3 separate regions of the Homo sapiens genome follow, and regions 1 and 2 are each linked to region 3. Evidence: chromatin loops called from intact Hi-C (ENCODE). Cell type or tissue: MCF 10A. All regions are shown on one strand.

Region 1 (8,000 bases), 150 kb before region 3:
TGGCAAAAAGACACGGTCCTTGCCTTCAACTTACCTGGCCAGACAGGATTTCTGTATTGTCCTACTACTGTCGTACTATGCAGAGGAAAGGCTTCTCGTCTTACATACTCACTATGCATCACTTAATTTTCAAATGGTGTATGTCAACAAAACAACATACATGATGACACACTTTTTAGAGAACAAACTAAAAACAGAATCCTATCGAGGCAGAACTTGCACAGTGGTTAAGATCATGGGTTATAAAGTCAGACTGCCTGGGTCTGAACTCCTTTCTGCAACTTACTAGCTATATGACTTTGGGCAAGTTACTCAAACTCAGTGTCTCTGCTTCCGCATCTATAGACTGGGGATAATAGAAGCAATGCATAAAGGTGTTCAAGGGTTAAATGAGATAATGCATGTAGACTTAGCATGTTGTCTGGCACATCAGTGTACAAACGTGACTATTACTATGTCACCTATAAAAACCAAAACAACAGTAGAGAATTGATGCCGCCACAACACATATCTGCAGTTATCTTTATACTATCAGATGCCAAAAATTACTATGTGTCAGATATTTAATTTACACACTAATCCTACAAAAATTTTAAACAAATCTTGAATCACCAAGAAATTAGAGATCTATTCTGGGGTGAAATAGATCTTTCTTAAAAAATCACATTCTTGATTGATCATCCTTTCTCTGAACTATTAATTGCAAAACAGCAGCAGAGATTATAACATGTGTTTTGTTGAATCTTCACACATTTTCACTTTGTAAAGTCATGAGATTTCATATGCTGCAGGTCCATGAGGCATATTAGCACTTAAAACACAAGAAGCTTTTTTAGAACATTTGGTAGATTTACGATCAAACTCCGGAATCTCAATATTTTAGGCTTAAATTTGGAATCCTGATTGAATTAATTTTCATTATTCACTGACCATCTTATTTACTTAATATTGCTCTAATAAAAACTATACTCCAAAACTCTATTTGCCAACTTACCCACTCACTACTCCTATCATCTGCCCCATGCGCCACATACTGGACCGCCCACTCCCTGCTTTCCTTCCAGGGTTCACTGACTCATTTGGAAATGACTCCCAACCAGCTCTACCTACTCAAATCCTACCTTTGAGGCACTCCCCAGTACCTGAATTTCTCACTTCTTTTTTCACGGAACTTAGTACTTTCCACATAGCATTATGTTCGTTCATAATCTATCCTTTTAGAGGTCGGGGGCCTTACACAGCAGCTAGAGTGATAATAAGTAATTATTTGCAGAGAGAACAGAAGCATACCAGTTTCAAATGAGCAATAACTGCAGATTAGTGTTATTCTACGTTCCAACAGTAAAAAGATAAAAACATTCCCTACTTAATACCTTGTTTGTTTCTTTAAAAATGCTATCAAATCAGAATTAAAGAATTCTAAATTTATGTACAAAAACAATGAAACACACTAAGAAGTTATAACAGCAACATTTTTACGTCTGTGATAGTAATTAAAATTAATGTAGCAACCACTGTGGTCTGCTAGAATGAAGACCTAGTTGTAGAATGAGAAAAATGTTTTAAACATAAAATTTCTATTAACAACTTGGGATCCGATTTTGCAGACGTTGGTAACCCATGAAAACCTAGCTCCAGAGAAGCCCATAATATAAAATAGGGTATTTTTATATAGTCTGGTCATTAAAACAAAAATTTAGTAAAAGGAAGTGACTAATAAAAACTCTCATCAGTATAGAAACATTCCAAGTTTCTGTTTCCTATCCTTTAATATTTCCCATTATACTAAAATAGTTCCGTTAGACTTCCCTTATTAAATAAAGGCTAAAAAATGCCAGTCACTTTGTTGTTGTTTATTTAAAAGTTCATTTTACTTTGGTTATAATGTTTAAGTACTTTTATGGTGACCAAATACTAGAAGTAGAATCTTGTAACTTACTTTGAAAGTAAGATAGACTCTTTCATGTAAAAATATTAAAACATTTTGAACTATGGGTACATAGTCAACAGGCCATTCTATTTTTATGGTACCATCCAGTAGACAGATTTAGGTAACTGGAAATAAGCATGCCAAATTGTTGAAGAAAACAGGTGAACAGGGGGTCAAGTCCGAAATAGGCATCTTCCTGGGCTTATCACACTAAGATTAATTTTACCAATGTTTGATGAAGCTATCATGTAGTCAAACACAGAGAACCCTAAACTTAAGAAACTGCTACTAAAATTAATTGTACATGTGATTAAATGAATGGAAGTCATACCCTCTAAATCCTAAGTCCATTAAGACAAAAACATTTATAACACACTGTATTTATGACTTCTTGTGGTTCTTGAAAAGTCAAAAATTGTGTTTGAGGTTTATCTCGTTTTCCGTTTATAATATGCATTTTAAAAGTGGAAAAACTCAAGCACGTAACAAGTGAAAAACTGAACAACGTTGCCAAATTCCTAAACATACAATACTTAGCTCCAATTATCTCTGCATCTATTCTAAAATGGTTTAAAAAAAGTCTGAATCAATAAGCGCCTGATGGGCCTGGGATACTCCAATACAGTCTTGTCAACCAATAGGAAAACTTTTCCTAAATCTGGATTCGTCTTTCATCTCTTTATCACAAAACACCGAACACAAACCGAGATTGTTAACGGATAACCAAATGGCAAGAACCCCAGACAGAGTAATCAGTACTTGGATGTTAGGGCTGTTTTTAAGGACTTGAAATGAGACAGCTTAGGGAAGAAATGCGGGATTCATTTCTCCAAGTTATATTTGTAACACTTCTTAATACGGAGTTAAAAATGTGAACAGCCGAGCTAAAATGAACGCAGCGTGTAAAAGGGATCTGGACTGGAGCCTGGGGGTGAAGGAGGGACGAGGGGGGAGTGAGGGGCTTTCGTGACGCTCGGCCTGGGGTTGCTGGCGATCTGGATGGAGGGATGGATAGTTAAGCGAATGGCCAGGGCTGGATCCGAGATGCCAAGAGATGTCTCGCCCCACGAGCGCGCGCGAGTCTGAGCCGCTGGGGCAGCGCAGTGTGTCCGTTTCCATCCGCGGCGCCCGAGCCCGCCTCCATGTTCGCGATCTATGCCCCCGGGCGGGCGGGGACCGGTGCCTTAGGCCGCGGGGCCGGGAAGCCCGGCCTCACCTCGCCCGAAATCCCGGCGGGGACGGCGTTGCCCGAGGGGAGGATGCGCTGGGCTTTCCGCTCGGCCCCACCTGAGCGACCGGAGCTCGGTGACTCGACCTCCGGAGCCCGACCCGCCTGGGCCTGGAGATCACACGGCGAGGTCGCTGCGGCCCCGGCGCCCTCCGCCTGGCGCCCGGGCGCGGCCCCGCGGCCCTCCCCACGACCGGCTACCCCAGGACCACTCTCGCCGCGGTCCGCGTCCCCCACCCCCTTCCCGAGGACAAACCTGGGAGCCGCCACCCGGCATAGCCAGCCCCGCGAGAAAGCGGCGAGCGGGCGGCGGGGCCCGCGGAGAAGCGGCCACCGCGGCCCTCCCGCGCCAAGCCGCGCCCGCCCGCGCGCCCTCTCCGCGGGCCGCAGCCCCGGCGCCCCCTCCCTGGGTTGCACAACTCACAGCCCCAACGCGCGCGCACTCGAATCTGTTGCTCAACCTACTTGCATTCTCTTCTCCGCAGCCATCACTACATGCCCTGGAGCTGGGGCAGCCCCGGGGCCCTCCGGCAGGCGGCCGCCTCTCGCCTCAGCCCTGGGCTGCCGCGGCCGCCGCTAGGGCGCGGGGCGAGCGCGAGGCTCCCTCATGCCTCCCGCCCGGACAGCTGGCCGCACGCCAGGGCCCCGGCTCGGGCGCGCCCGAGCGCTGGGCTCGGCTCGGCCCTGCCCTTCGTCCGTGCCGCTGCTCCGCGGGCGAGAGCGAACCCGGCTCCGCCACCTCGCTCCGCGCTCCTCGCCCGCCCGCCCGCCCGCAGCCACCGCAGCCGCGCCGCTTCCTCCTCCCCTTCCCTCTTTTCCTTCTCCTCCGTCGCCGCCTCTGGAGCCGAGGTTGGCAAACCAGCACCTGCTGCTGGAGAACGCCGAGAACTGAAACAGGAAACCCTGAGCCAAGGGGAAAACCCGAGAGGCGTGGAGAGGGGTGAGGGGAGCTGCTGGAACCTGTCGGGCTCGACCCAGCCGCTGGGGCTGCCCGAGGTTCCCGCGCCGCCTCCCCTCGCGCCTATTCCCTGCCCCGGCCCAACCCAGCGGTCCCGACCTCCCCGCGCCTCTCCCCCGACCTGGTGCAGGACGGCGCCTTTCCGCTCGGCGACACCTTCTCCACCCAGCAGTAACACTGATCATGTCCCGGGCAGTCAAGGAGATCGACGGGCCGCCTTCTTAGGGCAGGTTCCCCGTAGTTGTTTACTTATCAATATTCCGTGATGAGGAAAAACCACACCCTGCATTAGCAAGGCCAATAAAAGAATTTAAACAAATGAAGCTGTTGGGATTTCACCCAGGGATAGGACTTCTTTCAGCAAGGAAATTGGCTTTGATGGAAATGGCAATCGTGTCAAAATCGAGGTTGAACCCAAGATACATCCAGATCTCTTTCAGGAGATCGGAAGGAAACAGCCCTTTGCACAGAGGTGGGCGCCTGAATCGCAGGCTGAAAAGCACCGGGAGCAGAGAGCCTTTCTACTTCTGTGAATCGTACAACACCCAGCACAAACTAAGTCAATGTTTCAGAAATGTTCAAATAACCTTATTCGCCTGTCCTTGGAATCATTACGAGCAGCCTAGGGCAGGATGAGTCTGCTTCTGGAGTGAGAGGGAGGGACACTGAATGGGTTGTGCCCCTACCATATGCCACGGGCCAAATAGCCTGCTTTAAATCCACTGTCCCGTTTGTCACCACAGCCATGTGAGCTGGGTATTAGAAACCCCTTTATCCATCAGAAAATCGAGGTTAGAAAATTTACCTGCAGTTACACAGCTTGAATGTGAGGTATTCAGGTCTGTTACATCTAAAGGACGCATTTGTTTCACTGGACCACGATTCATGCCTTTGATCAACTTTTTACCTTTCATAAAATTAGTTTTGCCTCTGAGTTGTTTTCAGTAGGGCATATATATGGTTTAAGCCTGGATCTGTTGAATTTGCTTGGACTGCCTAATGGTAGTGATATTCATGATGCTTATTGGGGTTCAAACTTGATAATTTTCAGTTTAATATTCTCTACCAAATGTAGGCCTTTATGGCTCAGTTGAGCAGCACAGATGTCCCCATCTTTTTGGCCAGCATCAGTTGCTCTTTAGCTGTTGATGTTGGGGTCCCAGCTGAGAGTATCCTACTGGCTGGTGCACATGAGCATCCTGACTCTGCCTGTGAGATGAAAGGAGAGTGTCTTACTGAGCCTGTTTTCCACGTCAGTAGGCCAGTCATGAAGCCGATTAAATAAAATTGCAGGTAGGCAGGTAGGCTGCCTTCTCTGGTTCTGTGGTGCACACTTTTTTTTTATATAGAGTCTGACCCTGTCGCCCAGGCTGGAGTGCAGTGGTGCGACCTCAGCTCACTGCAACCTCCGCCTCCTGGGTTCAAGCGATTCTCCTGCCTCAGCCTCCCCAGTAGCTGGGATTACAGGTGTGTGTCACCACATCTGGCTAGTTTTTGTATTTTTAGTAGAGACAAGTTTTCCCCATGTGCCCAGGCTGGTCTCAAACTCCTGGCCTCAAGTGATCCATCTTCCTTGGCCTCTCAAAGTGCTGGGATTACAGGCGTGAGCCACTGTGCCCGGCCAGGTCCACATTTTTTCATACCACCCTGAAGACCCTTAGGAAGATTGGTAGCCTGCTGTCTGCAGCCGGGTCAGATTTTTATTGGCAGGAAAGTAGGGGCTGGGAAAGCAGCCCCTTTACACTGTGCCAAAACCTTGGAGGTCTCTGGAGCAGAGTTAGAGGCCCTCAATCTTAGGATCTCTAAGGGACTTAGCAGGGACTTAGAACGAGACTGGCTGTTTGACGATAAGTGACAGCATCTATGGCACGGCTTTAGTGATGCCAGGAAGTTCCTCCACTCCGCAGTATACTGCCCACACAGTCTACCTCTTACCTTGTATCCCACAGTTGACTCAGCTGAACTCCATTGATTAAGCTTGGTTAAAAATCAAGGTAAAAGAGATGAGTAATAGTTATAATAACTAACATTTAATGAATGCTTACCATGTTCCAGATACTATTCTAAGCACTTTGCATGCGTTGTCTCATATAATGCCCACAAAACCCCTATAAGGAAACACCTATCACTATTTCCATTTCACAGACGAGACAACTAAGACCAAGATTATAGTCAGTAAATAACAGTGCAGGGGCTAAAATGCAGTCAATTTGACTCTAGAATCAGGACCCATTATGTGAATAAGATACAGTAACTGCCCTTATTACTTTACTATTTATTTGGAGAAATAAAAACACATGAAAAATTAAAAGAAAACTAAGAAGAGAAGATAATTTATAGGTGTCAAATGTGAGTATAGGTAATAAATGCCATGAGGTATCAGAAGACAGAGAAATCACTTTAGGTTGGGGTGGTTAGGAACACTTACATAGAAGATGAGTCGGGGTTTCAAAAAGGGGAGATTTGAGCTGGATTGTGATGAATGAGTAGTATTTTGATAAGTGGAGAGGATAAGGAAGAACATATTCATAGAATTGATAACATATACGAAGAGTGCCAGGGAAATTTGGGGAACAGGATAACAAACAGCTGGAAAGGAAAAGTAGGACAAAATTACAGAGATTTGCAAAACAAGCAAGGAATACACTCTCACTCATGCACAGAGTGAGAGAGCAAGAGAGAGAAAGAGAGAATTTGGCTCCATGTAGTCTGTGTACTAGTAGGGAATCTGGAAGGATTTTGGTCAGAAAGTGATAATGTCCCATTAGAGGAATACCAATATTGTGATGGTCACCGGATGGTTTGGAAAATGGAGGGAAACAAGTTTGCAGGCTAATATGGGAGAATTGACCTGAAATCACGAAGTGGACAGTGAGAGAGGGAAAAGAAGAAATGGGCTAGTGAGACACTGTGGTATACAAATCATAGAGGCTTTGTGAATGATTGAGTGCACTTAGTGGAGATGGACTTAAGAAAAGGAAGAAGTCTAAAATGACTTCATGGGTGCGAATGTGAAACCTGTAGCATTACTAATGGAAAAAAGGGGCAGTGTATGAGTACAGAAACTACTTTTAAAAACGTTCAGAATAGTTTGGTTTTAGGCATGTATTTGAGTTAACAGCAGGATATGCATGTGGAAATATTTTATAGTCCTATCTCAAAAAGGCAGATAGTTCAGTAAATGAGAGTATTCATTATCTACTATTGAGAGCGTCAGTATGAAAATTTAAAATTTTCACTATGATAACAACAACCAGGCATGGCTGTTCATCTTTAATAAACCAGAGTGGAAAGAAAATTTCAAATAAACATAAAATGTTTATATGACTCAGTATTAAATAGGCATTAGGGAATTCCACTCATATTCTCTTTTTACCCCCAAATTATATTTACTTAGAGAGAAAGAGACAGAGAGAGAGAGAGATAATGAATATATTGGGAAGAATTTTCATGGGTTCAGAGGATGTTAGGATAATGAAAAGAAACTTAGAGATCATTGCAAAATTGAGGATCAAATTCTGAACATCTGATAGTAGACTTCAAAACAGGCATTAGGCAAATATGGCACTTTAGCTATTATTGATTCTGGATAGCCAAATCTTTTTTGGTTACAAAGTTAAGTCTGGACCTTGGATTGAGACTTGGAATTGCACATAATTAAAAAGCTCTAGTGGCTGTGGCTTCAGAGTAGGCAAAATCTTGGAATAGACTCACTAGTAAAAAGCAAATGCTTTGGAAAGAGCAGCTAGAGGGAGGATGGTCACAAAGGCAGGAGTCCTACCTTCCAAAATATGGCGCTTAGGTAGACTTCCACACACCTAGATTCACATTTGAGCCTTAAAAGGTAGAGTTTCAGATCCTCCTCACATCTCACCTTGGCTGCC
Region 2 (8,000 bases), 300 kb before region 3:
CATGTTAAAATTTAGTACAGATTGTTATGAGAGACAGTATCCTTGAGGAAGATTTTAAATTCAGAATACTTTATGTTTAGGATTTTGTGTTTTATGCACCTCGTCTGAGAATCAATAAGCGGATTTTGGCCTTATGTATGGGAAACCATGAACTATACATGCGAAGAAGGAAGCCTGATACTATTGAAGTACAACAGATGAAGGCTCAGGCTAGGGAGGAGAAACATCAGAAGCAGTTGGAAAGGTATGGGGTTTATGACCTTTCACTTTTAATTGATAGGAGTAGGCTATCTAAAATTTAAGACTGCTCAGTTTTTTAAATGTACCTTAAATTTGTATTTATTAATATTTTCATTATATTAAAATTCAAAGACAGTATTATCACTCTGTCCTTTAAAACGAGTATGTATAATTTTCAAGTTAGAAATCTTTGACACATATCTCGAAGAAAATAGCTTTTTGTGACTCATTTCTTGCTTTTCACTGATAGACATTGTTTTAGATATAGTAGTTTGAAACTTTCAAAATTGTTTTGCTTGTGACTTATATTTCTTAATTTTTTCAGGGTAAGAATGTGCTGAATATTTAACTTTGAAACAATGTCAGTGACATTGTAGAACACAACTGAAACGTCACTGTGCCAAGTAGGGTAACATCAGTACTCCCTGCCAAAGACCCTAATCTTTTTAACTCTGTTTCTCTTAGACTTAAAAAAGAAACTGTTAAATATATTAAATTGATAATTTTTAAAATTGAATGGTAGTGAATAAAATTTATATCAACCCTGGAATCAGATTACTGGGTCCAGTGACATTAATTTCCAAATCTGGTTTTAGATTAATTTCAACTTTGTGCTTTACTTGAAAAAATTTAGAGACCAAACTAAAGTTAACCTTTATTGAATAAATCTTTATGGAACAACGTGATAGTCTAAGAAATAGAGTAAGTCCTTAAAAAAAATTTGAAGAGCCCTAAACATATGTATTTTAAATATTGGATATAAGGTACTTTGTATCTAGAAGGAAGCCATCTGCTAGATACCATTTTGCTACTATAGTTTTAGGTTTTATATTGAATGATTTTTTTTCTTATTCAACAACTGTTCTGTGTAAGAGATTTTATTGATTTTTACCTATTTTGTCATATTAACTCAAATTATCTTCCTTAGAGAAGTTAACCACATAACAAAACATTTTTTATATGGGTTTGAAGCTTGTCAGTAATTACTAATCCCATCATTAAAGATACTGAGTTGGTGAGCTGAGGATGGTGGCATGTGCCTGTAGTCTCAGCTACTTGGGAGGCTGAGGCAGGAGGATTGCTTGAGTACAGGAGTTTGAAGACAATCAGGGCAACAGGCAACATGCAGTGTAGTAAAACCCTTTCTCTTAAAAATAAAAATAAAAAAAAGAGTAATGAGTTGGATTGTTACTTTGATGGGCTATGTCCTTTTTTATTGTGCTCATGTGCTGTAGCATTACATTGTGGTTCTAATCTTAAATGCTTTTTAAAAATACTCTTTATTGGGCTTTACTTTCTATACAGTACATTCTTATACACATAGCCTTGCATTTCCCTCTGTCAAAGGGAAGACTTCTTTTAGTTTCCACTTAATTTTTTTAAATCGTCTTAAAGATTTCACTGTCTCTTAAAGGTTTTCTAGCATGAGATAAATGAGGAATTATTTTATATACAGTTCCTGTATCTCATACTCATCACTCTATAGTATGCCTAACTGTTCTGCTCATTCATAATGTTGATATATTATTTACATTCTCAACTTACTATATTTATCTATATATCCTTTATTTCATGGCTTATAGAGAAATACTGTATTGCTTCTAGTACAGGTAGTATGTTTACTTAGTATCATTTGGTAATGGTGCTATATTTTAGTTACTCTAAGGCTTAGATGGAAGTGGAAGACTTAAGTTTCTTTTTTGGCACAATAATCCGTAGTTCTCCTGGATAAATGTTAGAGCTCTTCATTAGTAAGCATTTATTGACTGCTTTATACTCAGTTGGAATTCAGTAACTTTTATTCAGTTTGAATGCCTAGGAGATATATTATTCTAGTCACCTAGGAATTGGCAGTCTTTCAGAAATGGCATGCTGAGTCATTTATTCCCTGCTTTACAGGTCAGAGAGAGAGAAATGGCAGCTGTATGTGTGGAAACAATTTTGATTAAGCCCATTGGCAAAGTAGCCAGCAGATATACCTGGGAGAATGCCCAGAGGTATGCTGCCTGTGCTGCTAGACTCTCTTGGGCAAGAACAGTAGTTGGGAAAGAGTAGCAAAGAGACCTCTTTCCCTACAATACTTTGGTATATTTGGCTATATTTACTCCCTATAATTTTTATAACCTAGGGGTTTTTTGGCAATGAAAATGACCTTATACACTATGAGTGGTTATTCCATGTAGTTTTTGAAGCTCTTAAATTATTGGCATCCAAATTGAATTATGACTGATAATTTTTGCACGTTTTTGTATGGCTAAAATTGTTTCCACATGTGAAAACTGAAAGCCCCAAGTTTACAGTTTAGAGTTACATACCTATGTACCAATTGTAGGTTAGCTGTGGGAGATTCTGCACCAAGGCTGGCTAGTGTCATACAAAGAACACAGGCTTTGGAACTAGATAAATCTGGGCTTGACTCCTCTTCTAACACTCAATCGAACAGATAATTTTGAGCCTGTGTTTCCTTGCTCTTACTATGAAAATAATATTCTTACCTTCAAGCGTTTTTGTAAGAAATCATGACAGTGGTATACAGGCATTTAGCAAAGTACCCGGTACTTAATAAAAAATAGCCATTATAATAATTCCTAATATTATTATAAACTAAGTTGGATATGTTTTTAATATTCATGGAAGAAAAGTGTAATTAGACCCATTTGATCTTTAAAAAGTAAGATATTCTAAAGTAATTTTTTGCATATTAATACAAGGAATAATAGTTTATTAATGTGATTTATGTCCTTGAAATAGAACAACTGCATTGAAATGAGTGTTTTCAAACCCAAACTCCAAATAAAAATATCTGCATCTATTGTTACAGTAATCACAAAAGACTTCATGAGGAAAGTGGGACTGAAGCTTGAAGGTTAGAGAGAGCAAGAGATACGTTCAGAAGAAGAAGCCAACATAGATGAATATGTAGAGATAAAAATATGTGTGGTGTGCCTATGGGCCAGTGAGGTCCTCTAAAATGAACAGCATTTAGGGGAGCAGCAAGATCTGGTTTCATAAAGGAGACAAGACAGGCCTACAAAAACTAGATATCACTGAGTAATGTAAAGGGCTGAAGGCATTTGTATTATTTGAATGAAGTGTTGGCTGGAGATGGCTATTGTCAGGGTAGGATTCTTATAAAATGTGAGATACGAGCCTCACAGAGTACAGTAAACTACAACATGTTTTAAATATTATAATCAGTTTAAATATCTGCTGTATACTTATTCCATTTTTCAGTAGGAAGACCATTCCCCACCCCCTCCCAACTTGCATATGGCCAGATTATCTTGATTCTTTTTTTCTGCTTCCATATCTCCTTCACCTCCATCCCTGAAGAACAAATGAAACATCAATAGGGAAAAGCTAAATAAAACCAGCACATCCATCTGCAGAAAGGGCCATATATGCCAGAGCTGGGTCTGAAAGGCTCTTAGTTGGTGGAATATGATGGTAGACTTCTGGTTGAGATCTGGTTTGCAGTGTAAGTCCTCGAGAATTGTCTTGGGACCTTGGGAAAGGAGGGAGGGAGGTAGTTGGCTTGGGAACTGTGGCAGAACTGGATGTGATTGCATAGAGGCTGGGGAGTGATTGGGTAGTCTAATCAACATCCTAGGGTGGCAGACAACCTGGCATGGACAAGAATAGCTTTTGGCCTTACTAGCAATTACTTGAAAAGTACTGTGCTTTTGCTTCTTTTGCTTTCACACAAAGCGTGATGTTTCAGCTATCTAAAGAACACAGAAAGGTCAGCAGCCACTGTGGGGGCCACCAGGCCTTTCTTTTGCCCGGAGAGATTGGGAAACACAAACTTTCCCTTAAACTCACGTCTTCTAGAAGTGTGGAAGCTTGTATCTCCTTAAATCTCTCTGCCTGTATATGCTTTATAAATTGAAATAGGATAAAGAGAAAGAGGTGAATGTCCTGCAGAGTGAGCCCAAATACTGGGGTTAGGAATAGTTACTGGCTCTTCCTCCTTGCTGTTGCGAAAGTACCTCGTAGGCATAGGGAACTCCAGAACAGAGATGGAGCTTCCCTTACATGAATGACCACCAGGCCCTAGTTTTTTTGTTTTCTATTTGACAGGGTCTTGCTCAGTTGCCTGCCAGGCTGGGGCACAGTGGCACGATCATAGCTAACTGCAACATTGACCTCCTGGACACAAGTGATCCTCGCACCTTAGCCTCCTGAGTAACCAGGACTATGGGTACACACACCATGCCCGGCTAATTTTTTATTCTTATTTTTAGAAGAGATGAGGTCTCGCTATGTTGCCCTGGTCTTGGACTCCTAACCTCAGGTAGTCTTCCCGCCTTTGCCTCACAATGTGGTGAGCCACCATGCCCAGCCTCTCTAGATTATTAAATGGTGGAAGGATTCATTAAACCAGCAGCAAGGTGTGGTGACCCGTTATGTTTTAGCTTAGTGCATGCACTAGGAGGTCACCATCAGTGTTTGACCTCTTGCTGACTTGTGACACCTCTACCTGTTTGCCCCAAAGGTAAGCTCTCTTTCTGTTTTAGGGGCAAATGGGTATCTAGGAGCTGCAGGAATTTTAAAATGTAGGTTTATAAATAAGGGCGAAATTTTTGATAGCAAAACTTTTCTGATAAGTTTATCAGAGACTGCAAGTTGAGAAACTACAGGGTTTTGTGCTTGAAATTCAGAATTGACAGTAGGTGGCAGTGCTCTTTTTGTGGAACATTAAAGCATACTCAGATAAATTTCAGAGATGAAATCATAACTGATTTTTAAGTTATTAAAGTAGTGATTTGAATATTGATTCAACTTAAGTAAACAATATTGTCTGATAATAAGAGTTTCCCCATGTGACTTTTATTCCTCTTTATATTTTTGCCCCTAACATAGATTCTGACCCATGGTAGGCTCTTGGTAGATGTTTGGTGAATGAATTTGGCAGTATTTAAAAGAAACACTCTCATCAGGCCCATGGCAGGTGCAGCTAAATGATCAAGGCATTTTTTCCCACTGAGCTCTGATGATATTTTTTAAGATCATTAGCCACCTACTGTCATTCTAATGGAATTGTGAAGGGAGGTGAAATTGATTTGTTGTCTTGTATCTAGGCATAAATGGGTACTACCCAAGAAATTAAACTTGGATTAATTCATTTTTAATGATTGAAAATTGTTGCCCTCCCTTTTATTTAAGATACATGCCTTTGTTTGCTCCCTTCAGTCCTTTATTATTTCCCCAGTGGAGGTCTCCGGTTAATCTAAAGAAGATATTTTCTTGGGGCATGGCAACTGTGTGGTTAACTCTTTTGGTGCTGACATTTAATTTGTTGTCAGAGTTCATCCCGTATGCAAATGGTAAATCTGATTTTTCCCCCATTAAAGTGTGCCTTATAAGCATGTTCTATATGCAGGAATATATATTTGACAGTTATACTTTACTAGCAGTTTTGTAAACTCATCCTTTGAGGATGTTCCTAAATGTCTAAGTTTTTAATATTTTTTAAAAATAGTCTCAGTGGTCTTTATTGTGAACCCACAATAAGTAATACATTGGAACCCAGCACATGTATGTACGTACATGAGTGTATGTATGTCATAGTCCTGTACTTTTAACTACATATGCTATTTTGAACACAAGTGTAATACAATGAAAACCCTGTTAAAATATTTATGTTGTCATTTCTTCTTAGTTGATTCAGTTCTTAGGTTTCACATGAATACTATTTCCAATTATTATTATTTTATTTCAGTAGTTTTTGGAATATAGGTGGTTTTTGTTTACATGAATGGGTTCTATCATTGTGTATTCTGAGATTTTAGTGCACCTGTCACTCGAGCAATGTACACTATACCCAATATGTGGTCTTTTGTCCCTCACCCCATTCCCAACCATTGCTTCTCAAGTCACCAAAGTCGATTATATTACTCTGTCTTTGCATCCTCATAGCTTAGCTCCCACTTATAAGTGAGAACATATGGCATTTGTATGTTCTGAGTTACTTCACTTAGAATCATGGCCTCCAGCTTCATCCAAGTTGCTGCAAAAGACATTATTTTGTTACTTTTTATGGCAGAGTAGTATTCCATCACATGAATAATATTTTTGTGTATTAATTTGTAACAGCAATTGCAATTCCTTTTAAGGGCACAATTAGAGAATGAAAAGAAGAAAAGAGAAATAGCAGAAAAGGAAAAGGAAAGAATAGAACGTGAAAAGGAAGAGCTAATGGAACGTCTAAAACAAATTGAAGAGCAGACAATTAAAGCTCAGAAAGGTAAAAGTTTCTTTTTTGAAAATGGATTAAAAATTATTATTGCTCTGTTGTCAGATAGTGGTATTTTTTTTAGTACTCTTAAACCTTATTTGTTATATAGGACAATTGTATATTTAATTGGCAAATTAATACTTAGTGGAATCACATCATAAACATGTTTCACTAAGGCACATTCATTTATACAGTGCTGATGTTTCTCTTAAACATGCAGATATTTTTCTTTTTTTAGTTTTTTGTTTTAAACATGCAAATATTTTTCATATGTATTCTTAAATAATTGTAAATGTATATATGGGCTTTATAAACAAAAAACACATATGCAATACATTATGGCATTTAAAGAAAAGTATGCAATGCTTTATGGCTGTATAAGTAAGGCATTTAAGTAATTAAAGTAATTTAAGCTATTCTGACTATATGAACTTTTTTGGAACTCAATTCCTAAAAATATTTTACTTTATTCTACTAGAAAATACACAACACATAGACGTGTTATAACGTTTTTTGTTTGTTTTTGGTAATGTGTTTGGAAGAACTTACTTCTTAGGCAATATATAACCAAAGTGCTACTGTATATAGAAAGGATATACTAGATTTATAATATGTGGTTTATATTAAGTAACTTTAGGATATACCACTTTCACTCAGCGAATAGTGGAGAAAGCAAGAAAAAAAAAGTATTGCATCAATAAAATGTTTTTCTCCTCTCTAAGCAGCAGGCTCTCAGGGGTAACATGAAGTCTACACTCTTTATAAAAGCTCTATTTAATAATCTGCTTTCTTACAATTGGTAAAACAAGCTATTCAGTTCTGTTGGAAATAGCCAACACAGGTTGAATATCCCTTGTTGAAAATGCTTGGGAACAGAAATATTCCGATTTTGGGATGTTTGCATTGTCCTATTGAGCATTTCAAATCTGAAAATCCAAAATCGGAGCTTTTTTTTTTTTTTTGAGACACAGTCTTACTTTGTCATCTGTGCTGGAGTACAGTGGCATGATCTCAGCTCAAGCTATTCTCCTGCCTGAGCCTCCCAAGTAGCTGGGATTACAGGCGTACTCCACCAGGCCCAGCTAATTTTTGTATTTTTAGTAGAGAGAGGGTTTCGCCATGTTGGCCAGACTGGTCTTGACCTCCTGACTTCAAGTGATCCACCCGCGTCGGCCTCCTGAAGTGCTGGGATTACAGGCGTGAGCCACCATGCCCGGCCCTGGGCATTTTCTTTGAATGCCATGTTGGTGCTTAAAAAGTTTTGGATTTTGTAGCATTTCAGATTTCACGTTTTTTGGATTAGGGATACTCAGTCTTATTTAAGATATATTTTGATTTCTTACACCAGCCTGCTGTGGTGGAGACGTACTCTTGAGCAATGAGTAGAATAATTGTAAGGGAGAGTAGCTAGAGGGGAAAGCCACAAAGATTGCTATAAATGCGCAAGCTGATTGATCATTTCAATTCCAAGAGGATTAGAAATAATACTTCTAGGAGAATAAATAGCAATAACCTAGGCTGG
Region 3 (8,000 bases):
ACACAAAGTCCCCACTGCGCAGTGCCTAGTGGAGCTGTGAGAAGAGGGCCGCCATCATCCAGACCCAAGAATGGTATAATAGACCCACCGACAGTTTGCACCGTGTGCCAGGAAAAGTCGCAGACACTCAATACCAGCTGTGAAAGCAGCCAGGAGGGAAACTGTTCCTTGCAAAGCCATGGGGTAGAGCTGCCCAAGACCCATGAGAATGGACTGATAGAACTACAGAATTCTCAAAACTGAATTTAAAAAAACCAGCACCAAACCAACTGATTAGAAAATGAGTAAAAAACATGATGACATATTTCACTGAAAAACATATACAGATGGCAATTAAGCACATGAAAAGATGTTCAAGATCATTAGCAATCAGGGAAATGCAAATTAAAAACCACAATGAGATATCACTAGACGTCTACCAGAATGGTTAAAATAAAAAGTAATGACAACACCAAAAACTAGCAAGGATGCAGAGAAACTGGATCATTCATACATTGCTGGTGGGAATAAAAGTGGTACAGCCTCTCTAAAAAACAGTTTGGCAATTTCTGAAAATATTAAATATGCAACACTTACATGACCCAGCAATTACACTCTTGGACATTTATTGCAGAAAAATAAAAACTTACATTCACACGAAATATTGTACATGAATGTTTATAGCTCTTGGTTTGTAATGCACAAAACTAGAAACAATCTAGGTGTCCTTCAGTGATAATTAGTTAAACAACCTATGGTACATCCATACCCTAGACTATTACTCAGCAATAAAAGGGAATGGACTATTGATACATACAAAAACTTGGGTGAATCTCTAGAGAATTACGCTGAGTGAAAAAAACCAATAATGCAAGATTCCACTTATAGAATAATCTCAAAACAATAAATTACAGAAATGGAGAATAGATTAGTGGTTACCAGGGGTTAAGACCCAGATATGGGATGAGGGGAAGGGAAATGTGTGTTTCTATAAAAAAGCACCGTAAGAGATCCCTGTGTTGATGGAGATATCTCTGTTTTGACTGGATAATGTCAATATACTGGTTGTTCCATTGTACCATAGTTTTGCAAGATGCTACTACTGGAGGAATCTGGGGAAAGGGTACATGGGATCCCTGTATTATTTCTTACAACTGAATGTGAATCCACAATGATCTCAAATAAAACAGTTAATTAAAAAAGGTAAAAAGTTGTGAAAAAGCAATAATTATTCTGTATTCAACAGCCTGTTGTCCATACATAATTCTTAGTACTTAGAACAGTTTTGGTAAGTAGAAGGTATTTAATTTTGCTGAATGAATGAATAAGACATGAGTTTGAAATAAGGAATTATGAACTTCTGATATGTATTGAAGATTCAAGGCTACAGTAACCAAAACAGCATGGTACTGGTACCAAAACAGAGATATAGATCAATGGAACAGAACAGAGCCCTCAGAAATAACGCCGCATATCTACAACTATCTGATCTTTGACAAACCTGAGAAAAATAAGCAATGGGGAAAGGATTCCCTATTTAATAAATGGTGCTGGGAAAACTGGCTAGCCATATGTAGAAAGCTGAAACTGGATCCCTTCCTTACACCTCATACAAAAATTAATTCAAGATGGATTAAAGACTTAAACGTTAGACCTAAAACCATAAAAACCCTAGAAGAAAACCTAGGCATTACCATTCAGGACATAGGCATGGGCAAGGACTTCATGTCTAAAACACCAAAAGCGATGGCAACAAAAGACAAAATTGACAAATGGGATCTAATTAACTAAAGAGCTTCTGCACAGCAAAAGAAACTACCATCAGAGTGAACAGGCAACCTACAAAGTGGGAGAAAATTTTTGCAATCTACTCATCTGACAAAGGGCTAATATCCAGAATCTACAATGAACTCAAACAAATTTACAAGAAAAGAACAAACAATGCCATCAAAAAGTGGGCGAAGGACATGAACAGACACTTCTCAAAAGAAGACATTTATGCAGCCAAAAAACACATGAAAAAATGCTCACCATCACTGGCCATCAGAGAAATGCAAATCAAAACCACAATGAGATACCATCTCACACCAGTTAGAATGGCAATCATTAAAAAGTCAGGAAACAACAGGTGCTGGAGAGGATCTGGAGAAACAGAAACACTTTTACACTGTTGGTGGGACTGTAAACTAGTTCAACCATTGTGGAAGTCAGTGTGGCGATTCCTCAGGGATCTAGAACTAGAAATACCATTTGACCCAGCCATCCCATTACTGGGTATATACCCAAAGGACTATAAATCATGCGGCTATAAAGACACACGCACACATATGTTTATTGCAGCACTATTCACAATAGCAAAGACTTGGAACCAACCCAAATGTCCAACAATGATAGACTGGATTAAGAAAATGTGGCACATATACACCATGGAATACTATGCCATAAAAAATGATGAGTTCATGTCCTTTGTAGGGACATGGATGAAATTGGAAATCATCATTCTCAGTAAACTATCACAAGGACAAAAAACCAAACACCGCATGTTCTCACTCATAGATGGGAATTGAACAATGAGAACACATGGACACAGGAAGGGGAACATCACACTCTGGGGCCTGTTGTGGGGTGGGAGGAGGAGGGAGGGATAGCATTAGGAGATATACCTAATGCTAAATGACGAGTTAATGGGTGCAGCACACCAGCATGGCACATGTATGCATATGTAACTAACCTGCACATTGTGCACATGTACCCTAAAACTTAAAGTATAATAATAATAATAATAAAAGCAACTTCCAGGAGAGGTAGATACTCTTTCTCTTCCATGATCTGTAGGTGTTTTAAAGTCTCCTCCTCTCTCCCCCATAATATTGGTTTATTCTTCTAAGTTTGTGGACAGAGCTTTGAAGAACTGAAGAAAGCAGAGAATTCCTGAGAGTACAAACTGCTCACACAAGCCAGTCGGAACATTTTAATTGTTCTAAATAAATTTTATTCACTTTTGCTCTTCCTTACTCTTTGGGGATGCCAGTTTCATAAATTACTTCCTACTCTGCACGTACTTGAGATTAGGGTCTTAGTTGGCACAGGGTCCAAGCAGCCGCTTGACCCAATGGTAAGTGACTGGGATGATACCCTCCCCAGGCTCCTATTTTATGTAATCCAGCACTCAGTGAGTATTTTGGAAATGAATATTTTGGGGAGAGAGGGGAAGGGGGTTATCCTTCTGACCTACTTACTGATAGAATTATCCGTGAGGGTGCAGTCAGCTTATCACTCATCTGTAGTGGGGAAACAATCTCAGCTGCTTAGGAGGCAGACAGGCTGCAGAAAGAAAGCCAAGACTCTGAGAACCCACTCTGGTTCAGAAACAGAAGTGTTTGTTTCCATCCTTACAACTCTGAGGCCAGGAGAGTATATTTTGCAAGTCATGAAGGAGAGATGATTGGGTCAATGACCAATTACGTTTCTGAGGAAATTGCTACGAAACAATACTCCACAGTCACAGCCAGAGGAATGCGGAAGCCTGGAGTCTCATACAACTGATGGAGCAGTTCCCTCTAGTGGTCGGAGCCTGCGCTACCGAATGAAGCAAAAGCATGTCTTGTAATTCCACAAATTAAGGCTCAAGAAAATAGACCCTTTTCTTAGTTCAGGCCATAACTAGCAACCTCTGATGTTCATAGGTGAATTTTCAAGATTTGTAAAACAAGCCAACTTCCATGGGCTCCAAGACGGGACCTAGGTTATGATTGGTAGACAGCCACCCAGATGCAAAATTGTGAGGTACTCATTTGCCTTTGACATCTCAGCCTCACTTTCATTATTAAAAAAACTTCCCTGTGCCACAAAACTTCTCGATTCTCCTGAGTGCAGCCCATCCTATATATATTATGAATACAAACCTATTGCCTCCATCAAGATCTGTGATCTAGTATCAGACTGTTAACATTTTTCTGTGAAATTAAGTATTTCCCAATGGAAATACATTCTAAGCCTTGTTTAATCCTCGTAACAACCATGAAGTAGGTTTCTATTTTATTTCTTGTTTTTCAGATGGAGAAACAGAAACATGGAGGTTATGTAAAGTGCCCAGTGTCACCTAGCTAGAAGGCTGACTCAAATCTTGAACTTGAGTAAAAAGACCGAGGTTATGTTCCTGATTGTGTGTTTTGGGGCAAGTCCTTGAAGCACCTCTGAGATTTTCTTACCTATGAAATGGGGATAATAATTCGTGCTCTGTGTACTGCGCTAGGTTACTATGAGACCATTCATTTATTTCCCAAATATTTGTTGAGTGCCAACCATATGTCTACTGGAAGCACAACTGTGATGACAAATGTGTTCTTGACTTCATGGGCTTTGCATTCCAATGAGGAAGACAGAAACAAACAAACAAAGTCATTGCAAATTGTGCTAAGGGTTTTGAAGGCAATGATGCAGGAGTTAAGTTAGGGAAGCAAAGTTGAGGGTGGTGGAGTGTGTATAGTGGTGTGACTGCATTACTTCAATTACTTCAGGTCGGGGAGTAGGGTGATCAGCAAAATCTCAGAGGAGGTGACATGTTAGTTGAGACCTGGGTTTGACTGGGAACTTGCTGTGGAGAAACATTGAAGAGGATGGGAGAATGGATTGTTCCAGATGGAATGGCATGTGCAAATGCCATGTTGTGAGAAAGAGCTGGCTATATTTGTAGAAACTGAGGAAGACCAGTATGACATCATCAGTGGAGTTATTGCACGTAAAGATGTGGAAAGAGCTATAAAAATTAGGGAGTACAAATACTCTGAAACAAAGGCACAGACACATTTGTTCCACTTAGGCCAGCTACAACAGAAGGTTTCATGAAAAATCTGGTTAGAATAATCCCAATCGTTGTTCCTCCTCTTTGCCTGTAGATGCATGTGGCAACCTCTGCTGCTGCCCATTTTTTAGTGTGGCGGGACAGTTTATTGAAACATTTGGGTCTATTTTTCTGTATTTTCTTCTTTCCTGTTCTCCTGCGCTGCCCTGTGTGTTTTGTCTCAGGAATTTTTTGCAGTTTTATTCAGTCTTTTTATTAAAACCCTATACCATGGAAGGAATAAAGCTGGGCACCATTTTTTTCTCTCTGTTTTCTCTCCATGCCACTTGTTTTTTTAAATTATGATTTTTATTTACCAAAGCATTATATAGTTATTGTAAAACACAGATATGCAAATCAAATAAATTTTAATTACCTAATATCCTACCAGGCAGAGGCAAGAATTATCAAGCTTTTAATGAATACATAGTCTTCTATAACCTACTGTTTTCCTTTGATATTCCTCTGCAATTCTTTTTAACTTTTAATATTTTTCAAAACTCGATTAAAATAATTAGGCCTTAAAAGTTACTAGCAAAGACAATCTTTTAAAGAATTAAACAGTTAAGAAAAATGTATAGGCTGTACTTACCATTAACTTCAAAGCTTAAGTATATGATTAATTAACTAAATAATGTTTTATCACACATTTAAAGTTTACTTTGGTGTCAAAAATCTCTAGAAAATTATCCACAACTTTGAGGATTCTGGTTTGGTAAGTGGTAAGACTTCTGTAGGTTCTGATATCAACTTAATCATTTCCCTTTTCTTCTCTCTGATTTCTAGTTCTCTAAGGTATCCTTACATCAGAGAGAAGATAGAAATAGCTATAGATCAAATTTAAAAAAATCCAAAAACTTAGCTGAGTATCTGGCACACAATAGAGATTCAAATAACGCTAATTTCTTTACTTCCATTTTCTTTCTCTAATCTAAGAACATAGAAGCTACCCAGGTTTATTTTTTTCCTAATTAGATGAAGATATTTTTCCTTCTTCCTCCCTCTCCCTCATCTCCCTTTCCTTCTTTCCTTCTTTCCTTTCCTTCCTTCCTTCCTTTCTTCCTTCCTTCCTTCCTTCTCTTGCAAGAATTATTACACTTTTCCATCTTCTTTCTAGCTGGATATTTAGATAAACTACTTATTGCTAATTAAGTTTGGATATTTATTACTTTTAGCAAGCACTCAATCAAGAAATATTTAAACCTAATATGTGCTGATAACTATGCTTGGATCTGTTGGAGAAAGGGATGGTAACAAAAAAATGAGACAAAGTATAAGTAACATCTGCTTTGATTTGCAAATTACCTCTACAGTTCTCTCAAAAATAATATTTTCCCCCCAAGTCTGCATCTCTTTCACAAAACATTACATTCCGAACAGAAATTAGGTTTTAACTCATTTCTATTTTTTTTTCTTTTTTTGTATTTGGCCTAAGAGGGCTAAGGTAGGATTATGTATTTCTCACTTTTTCTCATAATGTTGGGTGAAAAAAAAAATCAATCCTGACTCCCTGAATCCCAATTGCTACATTATAAATATACAAAAATGCAACTGGAAGGTCTTTGAACAAAATATTATTGGGCTTCTTATTTTAAATATTCTCCTTATGTGTGTCATTTAAAAAATTCATATAGTTTGGGGAAATAACCTTATTTTAAAAATATACCTTTCTTCAAAAAAAACAAAAACAGACAAAATAAATAAAATATACCTTTTTGAGATATTATCTTACCTTGCTGCTGCTATTTCTCTCTCTCTTCCTCTCAGTCTCTTCCTCTCTTCCTCTCTCTCTCTCTCTCTCTCACACACACACACACACACACACACACACCACAGTCACTTAATCTCATCCTCTTGCTTTGGGGACAAGCTTGGTAGCAAGTTTGGGGACAAACTGAAAAAATGGCCATGTAGCCAAAGAAACCAGATTGCAGCTTTCATCTACCAAGAAACAATCGTATATAGATGAGAAAATATTGAACATTTCTGACAGTAATTTAATGTGATCCATTTAAAAGTCAAATGACAGTTTTAAATATGGAAATTTTAGTTTCTCATCCACATCAACAGATATTAAAATTTCTACAATTCCTTATGGCTATGTCAGTCTTGATGTGCATAATGCCTTTTAAAAATAAGACTCAGCAGAAAAATCTCCATACTAATCTGGAGCTTTGGAAGAAACAAAATTACTTTTTTATGACAACTGAATAGCTTCTTAAATCATTAAAGTGCTCCTTCATTTTAGCCATCAGTTGCAGCTGAAGGCTAGATCCTGAAAACTGAAGTATTTCTAGCCTAAATATTGGAAGAATAGCCTGGTAGTTTGAGGCTGGAAGGACTCTTGGAGCCATCTTCTCCTTCTAGGCCCAGACTCCATTTCTCAAGGGACTTGTCCAAAGCCTTGTAGCCAGTTGAGGCAGGGTTGGGCTGAGAACTCATGCCTGTGATGTTCAATCCAATCCTATCCCATGTGCTAAGCTGTTCTCTCAGTCCTAGAGAACTATAGCCTCCCTCATTGTCTTCTCTGAGATCCATTCAATATTGTAAAAGGTCCATTTCTGTTGAAAGAGAGAGTGTCAATATCAGAGCAGGAATAATGAATCCTACCCCAAAGTTCTTAGGCACAGAAATACAATTCTCACGCATAGACATAAACGCAACGTTAATGTGATAGTTTGTCTTCAGTACAGCATATATAATGCTTTCTCTAATAAATTTCACTAATATTAACTGGATGCGTGGAAGCAAGAACCAAATCATACAAAAGAATGGTGAGTCCTAACTATGAAAACAGTAGAAGTTCTTTACCTAAGATACCCATAATTATGGCTTTCAATTGTTTTCTGTTTACTTAAAATCATTACATAAGCAAAGCATCACACTTTTGCAATTTGCTCTTGATTCTTGCCTACTACTAGGAGCTTAATTTGCTACTTTAGAGAGAGAAACTTTGCATAAACAGGGTCTCTTCCTCCAATTTTTTCCATATAAACAGCAATTATGTGATTTTTTTCTTGTATCTTATTTAGACAATTGAGAATGTATGTATAGTACTAAACATTTCTCTTTTTGAAATATAAATAACTTGACTTCCTTTGTTGACATTTTCAATTCTCCAAAAATTGAGGAAACAATGAGGGATTGGCTTTCTGGAACTTAATTCTAAGCAAAAGAG

What was found. Hi-C counts contacts between places; a loop is a spot of excess contacts. Peaks named below come from ENCODE experiments on the same cell type or tissue, not always from the same donor. Only the 100,000 strongest peaks of a DNase experiment are listed, where the experiment ranks them.
Region 1: it touches region 3 in a loop (17-fold over the local background); 65 of 110 quality-filtered maps call a loop at or near these places.
Region 2: a loop joins it to region 3, with 11 times the contacts of the local background. A loop is called at or near these places in 7 of 110 quality-filtered maps.

Annotation. Positions count from the first base shown.
Region 1 is chr11:110,088,847-110,096,846 of GRCh38, reverse strand. ZC3H12C (zinc finger CCCH-type containing 12C) reads right to left here and starts at 3,455. Exons shown (of 6, transcript NM_033390.2): 1 at 3,415-3,455. The coding sequence starts at 3,435. RefSeq lists silencers at 3,096-3,565, 3,626-3,885, 4,186-4,245. In MCF 10A, a CTCF peak has its summit at 3,709; DNase peaks (open chromatin) are centred at 1,056, 2,986, 3,716 and 4,046.
Region 2 is chr11:110,246,190-110,254,189 of GRCh38, reverse strand. RDX (radixin) reads left to right here. Exons shown (of 14, transcript NM_002906.4): 9 at 81-244; 10 at 6,357-6,487. Among named protein-coding and RNA genes, the nearest start is that of RDX, 46 kb to the left of the region's middle. In MCF 10A, no CTCF peak of the experiment used is centred here; a DNase peak (open chromatin) is centred at 2,169.
Region 3 is chr11:109,941,926-109,949,925 of GRCh38, reverse strand. It overlaps LOC105369484 (a long non-coding RNA gene), which reads right to left and starts at 3,397. Exons shown (of 3, transcript XR_948004.2): 1 at 3,219-3,397. RefSeq lists an enhancer at 3,569-3,658. In MCF 10A, a CTCF peak has its summit at 3,543 (motif pointing left); a DNase peak (open chromatin) is centred at 3,495.